Regions from separate parts of the Mus musculus genome. Here region 2 is linked to region 1. A link is a contact called in ENCODE Hi-C or POLR2A ChIA-PET data. All regions are on one chromosome and are shown on one strand. The core of a region is the stretch at or near the end of the contact, and the rest is flanking DNA. Distances in the headings are between cores, read along the strand shown. Region 1 holds the start of Crot (carnitine O-octanoyltransferase). Region 2 holds the start of Elapor2 (endosome-lysosome associated apoptosis and autophagy regulator family member 2).

Region 1 (4,927 bases), core at 895-3,394:
CAGTAACATAACCAGACAGTGCATAGGACCTCAAAGCTCCACCCCTTCCGTTTTACTGCTTACATCCCATTTGAATATTGATAAACCACTTTGGATCTAACAGAATATTTAGGATCTCGGTCTTAAATATAGACTCAGCCATGTTCTAACCATTTGCTCCTAGGCAAATGACTAGAAAAAACAGGACCGTTTATTTGGTAGTGGGCTGCCATAGCACACACGGGGAAGTCAAAGGACAGCTCCCAGGAGTTCATTCTCTTTTCTACCATGTGGGTCCTGGGGATCACACTTGGGTCATCAGGTTTGCCTGCAGGTGTCAATATCCAATGAGCCATCTCACTGAGCCTCAAAATTTGTCTTTTTTTTGGGGGGGGGGGTTAGAATATTACTATATACCCCAGGCAGGCTTGGAACTAACTTTTGTCAGACAGGCTTGCCTGAATTCACATGGGTCAGCCTGCCTCTGACTCCCTAGTGCTGGGAATATATGCCACCAACACCCACCCAGCTCTAGGCAAGTAACTTTAATTGAATCTCTTTATCTTGGCATGTATAACCATATAATTAGTCATCAGACTTTTTAATGCCATAAAAACAACTCATCCTGAAACAACTATATTATGGACTATAATGGGCAGAATTGTTATGATGACCTAACTCCTACCTACTCTTTTTAGTCCCCAGAACTTGTCATTATGATAGAACATCATTACTCCTATGGTTGCAACTGGGTTTCACCTACAAAAAAAAAAAAAAAAAAAAAAAGGCTTAAAATAGAGAGGACCTAACCTAATCATTTGAGTGCTTGAGCAGAGATACTGCCACACCTCTGTGTCTACATCTATGTCTTTAATGATCTGTGTCTACATCCATGTCCTTAACGAACTCAGAGACAAACAGGACTTGCAGGAAATGGGATTAATCCTAATGCAAGTGAACAGGGGTTAGACTCTGCCAACTCGAATGAACCTGAAAAGGGAGTCTCCCCCTAAAACTTCAGAAAGTAACTCATAACAGAAACCCTGGTCTCTCCTTTTGTGCGTCCATGCAGGGTAAGCAGCTAAGCTTGCTCGGACTTCAGATCTTCAGAAACTCAAAGTCTGTGTTCCTTTAACCGCTAAACATGTCACTGTCTGCTGTAACAGCAATAGGAAACTAATGCAAGCATGCCGGGCAAGCTGATCTCATTACACTTCCTTGTCATTTAACAGATCCCACAAAGAAGACCAGAGTACTAATTTTATGCCTGCTGCAGTGCTTAGCCCCTGCAAGGTTAAGCCGACTACAGATTCTTTAAGAGTTGTCTTAAGTTTTCAACCATATAAAACTAGTTAAACGATTCCAATAAAATTAAGAAAACGATGACAGTGGACTTTCTGAAAGCAAGGTGATGTGAACGCGAGAGAGGTGGGAAAATAGAACCAGGAAGTAAACAAATAGGGTCACATACCAGTAAACCACGAAGAAGTGCTCAGGACCTCCAGGAGCCTGCTTGAACAATTCGGAAAGGAAACCACAGGGAACCCGAACTGGCCAAGCCTGGTGACTGTGGAAAGGAAGAAATACACTCAAGTAAAGATCAGGAAAGGAGAAGAGGATAGTGACAGAAGCTGGAAATACAGAGAACGGACATCTGCTAGACATGAGATTTATATCACTACAGAGCTAGCTATGTTCCAAGCAGCCTATCAGATGGACCCAAGGGGCACAGGGAACCTTCCGGTGCCCGCGGGGAGGTTGCAGCAGAAGCAGAAAGCAATAAAGTTCAGAAACTCCTCCCACCAAAACAAGGGCAGCTTCTCACCGAGGATAAGGACAAGGGGAGAAAAACCAAGAAACATGCACACGCAAAACCAACCAATCGATCAAGCACTCTAGCACTCTAGCACTCTAGCGAGGCCGGTGCAACTGAGAGAGGACACCCCAAACCAGAAGGGCAAGATGCTCGGGGGGGGGGGGGGGCACCACGCCCGCGCCAGACGGGGCGCCTGGGCGCACAGCCCGACTGCACTCAGCTCGGCTTCCTGCTACTGCAATACCCTTCGACCCCCTCGCCATGTGGGAGGGGAAGGAGAGCGAGCAGCCGGCCCCAGAATCCTCACCTCCCGCGCCCCTCTTGTCCCTCTGCGTCGGCCTGCAGGCTCTGGGCTGTCCTGAGGCCGGACCAGAACGGAAAACCGCGAGGGTCCCGCCCTGTGCGCGTCGGGGAACGGGATTGGACGGGAAGCCGCGAGGGTCCCACCCCGCGCTGGAAGGGGTGGGCTGTCGAGGCTTGCTGGTCCCGCCCCCGCCGGGTTCTCGGGCTCTGGTGGCGTCCTAGGCTGCAGACCCCGGGAACGCAGCAGAAAGTCAGATAAGCGCCCTGCAGTCCCCGCTACAGCAGCTTCCTTCCGGATGCTGCGGGAGATTGGCCTCCGTCCAGAGATCTACCCACTCTCGGGCACAGCCCTGTGGCTGCGTAAGGAGGCCCACGGCTCAGCCTGCTTTTCGCCGAACTCTTAGGGGCTTGGCGCTGTGTTCTTTCTTCCCAGTCGCTCCCCCTTCTTTGTGCCAGCCTCCTTTGCATGGCCCAGGCAAGCATTTATACTACTTTAGATATAAATTTAAGAATTTATACTGAGACATTTTATTTTGTCTACCCTGTGTGCTGGCAAGAGAATAGCAGGCGAATGGATCCGGTTTGGCCTCGTCGCCTCTTTGAGACTTAAGATTTGGCCAACTCCCAGCCATCTAGGGCAAGCCCTTGCAGTCTCTAGCGATGGTCAAGCTTCAAGCTTTGGCCTTGCCTGAATATTTTTATCATCCAAGAAGTTGCGTTTTTAAAAAGCTAGCACGTCCTAGAGGAAGACTATGAGGTATTTTTAGTTTCACAGGTCAATGCCCTTTTTTTCATTTACCTCCTGAAATAAATTGATACAATTTTAAACTTATATACACTTTTTATTTGTACTTCTGTTTTGTTTTCGTGGAAGGAAAAATATTTTACCTGCTCCTGCATAGTTAAGTTATTCAACAGTTTAATGACTTCATTTCAAATTAGTATATTAAAAGCTGCTGTCTTTCCGAAATCCTTTTGAGTTTCCCGCAGAATTACTAATATGTTTCATGACTGCACAGCGTTGCTGGAGGTATTACATAATCAAGCTGGATAATCTCTCTAAGCTTGTCAAAGTGACTGTGTTAAAGAACTTTTCCCCCTCATAGTATGTAAGTGTTCCGTTCCGGATATTATATTATGCTTCGAAAATAGAATTCTTAGACTGACTGGATTTCTCAGAAACCTTCATTGTCTTTTTTTTTTTTTTTTTTTTTTTTTTTTAGTAAAAAAAATTTTGGCACCTCTTTAGAAGTTTACGCATATTGAATGTTTGCTGGTGGCAAAGAATTTAGGGTCACTCACCTTCACTGTTTTTGTGAGTTTGGTAATCTCACCAAACCAGGCCTTTATGCAGGGTCTTTAACACTGAGCTACATTCAAGCCCTGCTGCAAGTTTCTCTTCTTCCTGGTTTTGTTAAGCAGAAACGGTGTCTCCATGAAGATCTTGGCTTCTCATAAAAAGAAAACAACCTCGGGACTGAAAAAAATCAGTAGAACCTGGAGAATGTGAGAAAAATGACCATCTCTGTAAAACTGTAATTAAGCAGAGTCCTGAAAATGTTTTCTACCAAATGTATAATAGATATTTTAATGTCAAATTTAAAATCGGTAGCACTCAGATTAAATTTGAACAAGCTTGTATTTCTTAGCTCAGGATAGACAGATCTTGATGGCTGAGGAAGATATTGCAAGCTTTTGGAGTATGTCTTATAGCAACAACTTGTCCCAAGTCTTAAAATTGACTATTAAAGTTATATAAAAAATCATTCGGGCTGGAGAGATGGCTCAGCAGGTAAGAGCACCAACTGCTCTTCCAGAGGACCTGAGTTCAAATCCCAACAACTACATGCTGGCTCACAACCACCCATAATGAGATCTGACTCCCTCTTCTGGAGTATCCAACCGGAGTGAGCAGAGGTCTAAAAATTCAATTCGCAACAGCCACATGAAGGCTCACAACCATCTGTACAGTGTACTCATATACATAAAATAAATAAATCTTTAAAAAATCATTCATTTATGTGTATGAAGGGATCCATATGGACCCAGGACCCCAGGGCAAGGGGCTACCTCTGGCTAGAGAGGAGGCAGATGTGGCACATAGGCAAATGACAGTGTCAAGTCAAGGGCAAGCCCTGAGCTAGGATGAGGTGTTGACTTTCATTAGACAGATTAGGTCAGTCAAAGGAGCGGAGGGTTGATAGCTGAACCGCAATACTTTGATAACTAGACTTTGGTAGTCCGCCTCAGGAGAGGGAAATGACCAAATAAGGGAATAGACCTTGTTGGCTAGTTATAGGAATAAAATCTAATAGTTTCCAGCAAGACAGTGGGAATCAGGGAGAAAGGCAATGCCTACCAGAGCCATGTGTGACATGCTCGGGCTGGCTAGAGTCCATTCAGTGTAGCTCTTTCTCCATACACTACCAAATTAAAAGGAAGACTTTTACAGACTGCCGCAGACCCTCTAAGTCCCTTTGTCTGCATGGAACGGGTCTCTGGGGCAGATGGACAAAGCGTTAGAGGGTGACAGACAGACCAACACATGAGATTGTGTAGAATCTGAATGTATTGTCACAAAGTGAACACCAATCTTATATAGTACAAGGGGTCCGGAAGTCACAGCAGGCAAGGTACACTGAAGTTACCAGGTACAAAACAAAGGAATGATTTCAAAAGGATTTACAGGAACCAGGTTAATGTTTACAGTAAAGATAAAGCAGTCCTGCCTAGGGTCAGCTTAGTGACAGGCAAGGATTTCACACTCTAGTGCTATAGCTTTGAGCCTTGTGAAGGCTAGCACCAGGGGGTTCTGCTCTTGGCAGGCCT
Region 2 (4,778 bases), core at 1,648-4,147, 270 kb after region 1:
TGTTTTTGATAAGTTATCCCTGTAAAAGGGCTGAGGATACAGTGTTTGCAATTAGGTTATTCCTCTATGTCATAGTCTCCAAATGAAGTCTCTCTGATGCTGTGAGGTGGAGCTCTCTGGTTTATGGTGCTATTTGGTTCATGAATATTTACATCCCTCAAATTCCACTAAACTTAATTTGTATAAAGAGTTTCTTTTACATATAACATTATTTGTTTCATTTTCCCTTAGTTTTAGATATTTAAGTTTCATTTACCTTTTTTTTTTTTGTTTTACAAATAACATTGATGAAGTGTTGGTCTTGACATTTTTATGTGCGCATTTGATCCCTCTCCCATGGCTGAATTGTTTGACAAAAAAAGAACACAGAGAATGCAAATGATACATAATGGCTATAATAAGACTACAATAATTATGGAGAATGTGAAAACAAATACTGTAAAAAAAAAAGAAGAAGAAAGGAAAGCAAACAGCTGTCTTGCTATTAGTTTATTAGAAAACCTCTGCCAACAGCTTTGGTTTTGTTTTAACCAGGCTTCTTCAATAAACCCACCCCAACTGCACACCCTACTCTCTCCTGCCACACCTGGAGACCAGCTACTTAAGGTGAGTCTCCAGGTTTTAAACATTGATAAAGTATCATTGCACTTCCTTAAGTCTCTTAGTATTCTCTGAAAATACAACTTTAATATCAGTATAGTTTTACCACAGGAAGGAGCATAACTTACTTAACTATCCCCCTTTTGGGGGCACTTAGGCTATTTAATTTTTAATTAAACAACAGTGAATGTAAAATCTTGCTCTCCTTAATCACTAGTTCTTAGATGGCTAGAATTAAAAATGACCAGAAAGACAGAAAGAACATGAAGTTGGGTGGGTAGTGAGGTGGGGAGGATCTGGAAGGAGTTAGGGAAGGGAAAAATATCAATATATAGTGTATGAAAAAATTAAATAAAAATTTAAAAAGCTAAAGGCGTACTCATACTTTGATAACTCTAATTAAGTTTATTCTTTGGCAATTTCAAATATGTTTATAATGTGCTGTGGTGCCTCCCACTTTTCCCTCCCTTATCTTCCTCCCATTCCTGTTTTCCCGGACAGGTCCCTTTCTACACTCAATGCTTGCTTTTTTGTTCTGTCTTGTCACCACCTGAGCATAACCAGGGACATCTGTGTGAATGTGGGTTGGTAGCTCACACATTCACCTGGTGGGCTCACTTCTGGGGACACAAGTGAACGCAATAACTGTCCCTCCTCCAGAATTCATCAGTAGTCAATAGTTCATGAAGGAGAGCTACAGTCCCCTGGGACCCATGATTTCCTGTTAACAGCCCAGTGCACTGGGCGTGGCTGATGTGAATTCAGGACTGTGAAGGCTATGTGGTACTTAGAGATAGCCTGAGGCAGCCCTCCTCTTTATCTTCCTTCTGGCTCTTATATTTGTTTGGTCTCCTCTTCCATCATGTTCCCTGACTGAGTAAAAATATTTTAGTATGCTGTCAAATTGTTTTCAAGAATATCCGTGTTCCGGAGTGCATAATCCACACGCACATTTTCTAGAATTGTTCTCATTCCGAGGTTCATATAGAAACACTTTTATAATATTTCATTCCGCTTACATAAAATTTATGTTTCAAACATTCGCTACTTGAATTCATACTTACTAACATTTTTGTGCTTAGAGGATTTAAATTTTTTGGTCATTTAATATTGCAATCTGGTTTACTTGCAAGAAGAAAAATCTATGTAGAACGTATGCCTGTAGCTGTGGTGCTGTTGATGTAGTTCTGTGACTGTTGTGTGTTACTGAAGTTCACCTCTGATGTACCCTGCACAAAAGAAAAGCAATGTATACTTAGTAACTCTAAGCTGTTTAATCCTTTAAGAGGAAATTATTAATTGAGAGTTACAAAGAATGCTATTTAGGCAAATCTGTACTTTAATCTACTTATGTTGAATAAAATGGGCTTTGTTTTAATAAAGAAAGTGTTTTTAATTCATAGACATATGGTTAATTGTTGACAAAGATAATATAAATTTGGCTCACATAAATTCTTGGTGGATTAAAGAATAAAAAAACAAACAAAGGAAATAAAAACCGAAGCGATAACAGAGCCACCTACCTGTTTGGCTACTCCTAAACTGTAAGTGGAAGAAAACCGAAAGGAAATGTATATATATTTGAGTGAACGTAGCTGCTGCAGACATATTCAGGTCCATTTATATTTAGTGTGTCAGTTGGGTCAGAGGATCCTTGAGCTCCTCCCATTGACATATCACCCTTCACTGCCTAGTGTGTGCGTGTGGGTCACATAAAATAGACCACCACTGCAGCTTTTGTACAGGATAAATGCTTTCCCAGAAGCAAAAAGGTTTGTTCGCCAAAAGCTACACATCTGTATGAAATAATACCTAAATCAGCAGGAAGTAGGTTTGGTACCACCACTTTTTTCCCATCTACTGTGAGGCAGGCACCCTTCCAAGAGCTTTGTGCACATCAACTTAATTAACCCGCATGGCGACCTCACGTGGTGGCTACTGTTATCATTTTCATTAAATAGATGAGATAACCGAGCTCAATACTACAAACCTCAGGCCTCTTTCCTCTCTGCCATTTCAGCAAACCCTAATCTTGTAGAAATTCATTCTGAGGCGTGGATCCTTATAAGAGATATCCCTAGGGTGTCGACAGGGGTCTAGAGAGGAGCGACACTCCGGAGTCTCTGGTCTCTCTGAATCCCTCAATCTTGTCACAAGGCTCCTGCGCGGTTGGCAGCGCCACCGCTCCACGCGTGCTGGGCTGGGCCTCAGCCGCAGCCCGCGCCACCTGCTCCCGGCTCCCGCGTCCCCGCCCCACGTCCCGCCCCCGCGCCGCGCCCGCGTCCCACGGTCCCTCCCTCTGGCGTGACGGGAGCTCGGGCGCCGGCTGCCCGCGCTGCGAGCGGCCGAGCTGTAAGCGTGCAGATCAGCCCAGTTGAGCTGAGCCCAGAGGAGGCAAGAGCACGGTCCTCGCTTCCCAGACTCCTCGCCGGAGTCCATTCAGTGCCGGGATGCTGCTGCTCACCCTGCGGCGGGCGAAAGGCAGGGATCGGGGGCGACCGGCCGGGGGTCCCCGCCGCGCGCTCTCGCTGCCCTGGAGCCCCGCCTGGATTTGCTGCTGGGCGCTCGCAGGCTGCCAGGCAGTTTGGGCTGGAGACTCGTCCTCCTCTGGCCGCCCGCTTCCTGCGTGCCAAGAGGTGAGCAGCACCGGGTCCCCACTTGGAGTTTGAGGCGGGGTGTGGGGTGGGGCGATCTCGGGGACCTGGGCTCAGAGTGACCATCACCTTTTTCGGGTTTGGAGGACAGGGGCGTTCGTTTTGCCCAGGGATGAAGTTGCTCGCCCCTGCTAGCTGGCTAGGAGCGGGTGTAGAGGCTTTCTGTCTTTCTGGTGGTGTATTTCTCTCCGTGCTGGTGTTTGGGGGTTTCTGAAGGACTTTGCTGCGCCCCCTTTGGAGAGCCAGGTCTCAGGACCTGGGTTTGAGAAAGAAATTTCAGGAAGGGGAGGAGACTGGGGAAGCCCTGCCCCATAGGATTTAGAAAACTAAGGCTTTATAGCTTTTGAGAGACCTAGATACTCACCCTCCCTCTCCTGATTTCTCTGCTCCCCAGTCTCCACAAATGCTTTCATCCAATTCTCAAGCTCTCAGCTTTCAAATACAGAACAGTGTGGTCTCTTGACATTCTGGCAAGACATGGATGTGAAGAAGGCAGAGAAGAAAGTACTTAGGAAAGAGGCGGGTTGGTGATGTAGAAAATTAGAATGGGCAAAGCAAATATGTTCCTTTGGGGAGGTTCTTCACCTGGTTGAAGTCCTGTAGCTGAGTACTTTACAGTTTAAGATCACTGCTGCTTTATAGCCAAGAAGGGTACATTCTGGGTGATTAGATCTTTCTCCTGCTTTTGGGAAAAACGAGACTTACTGTGCCAACAATTTCTAGAGGGTGTCACTGGAAGTTGCTTTGTGTGTTTACCTTTGCCTTTCATGCTCCAGAAAGTGCCTTCTTTTAATGAAAATCAATGAGGGGAAGGAAGTAACATTTCTGACCTACTTTGAGTGATTCTGTTGGAGAAGAGGTGAGGCACACACGCTGTTTTAAGGAAGATTGCTAGGAATCAGGGTGACAGGTTCTTTATAGGTATCCAGCAAAAATAGGTTAGCCATTAGCTTCTTTTGAGAAGAACGGCAAGATTCTGTTTCTGTGCTTGCTGGAACCACTTCGGAATGAGAGTATCCTCCTTTTAGACACCATCCATCATCCCTGGGTTTTCATCTTCTTCTCTTACAATACATGCCCCAGGGCAGCCCACAATGATGGAAAGTCAGATGGCAAGCTTGGGTGTGAATATGCAGCTGTACTGTAGCTAGTGAATCGGGGCAAAGTCTTGGCAAACAAACAGCTGTGCATAATTTCAGCTTGTGCTAGTATTGGTTCGATATGTATCCTGCCACTTGTCACCTGGGAATAAACCAGTGTATGGGGTTCTATAGAATTCAACTTTTTGGACATCCACAACTGTTGTGGCAAGATAAGCTTTATTGTCCAGTTGCCCAGACACAGTTTATAGCACACGTTTCTTTAACGAAGTGAAGTTCCAAGTTCCTTGCAACACTAATTCTTAGTAGTGAAGAATTGAAGACTATTTTTGAAGTAGAAAGGTCAAGGCCACTAGAAGAGATGCATATATATATATATATATACATATACGTATATATATGTATATATATTTATACATACATA

The links. Hi-C counts contacts between places; a loop is a spot of excess contacts on that map. ChIA-PET counts read pairs that join two places held with the same protein, here RNA polymerase II (POLR2A).
Region 2: a map of left cerebral cortex shows a loop between it and region 1 (2.5-fold over the local background). The contact joins the promoter of Elapor2 here to the promoter of Crot in region 1. A Hi-C loop is called at or near these places in 1 of 37 maps with a recorded cell type or tissue (left cerebral cortex). POLR2A ChIA-PET finds 5 or more read pairs at or near these places in 1 of 5 experiments (embryonic stem cell).

What each region holds. Positions count from the first base shown.
Region 1 is chr5:8,995,002-8,999,928 of GRCm38, forward strand. It overlaps Crot (carnitine O-octanoyltransferase), which reads right to left and starts at 2,145. Exons shown (of 18, transcript NM_023733.3): 1 at 2,103-2,145; 2 at 1,451-1,546.
Region 2 is chr5:9,263,221-9,267,998 of GRCm38, forward strand. Elapor2 (endosome-lysosome associated apoptosis and autophagy regulator family member 2) reads left to right here and starts at 2,898. Exons shown (of 22, transcript NM_172706.4): 1 at 2,898-3,236. The coding sequence starts at 3,051.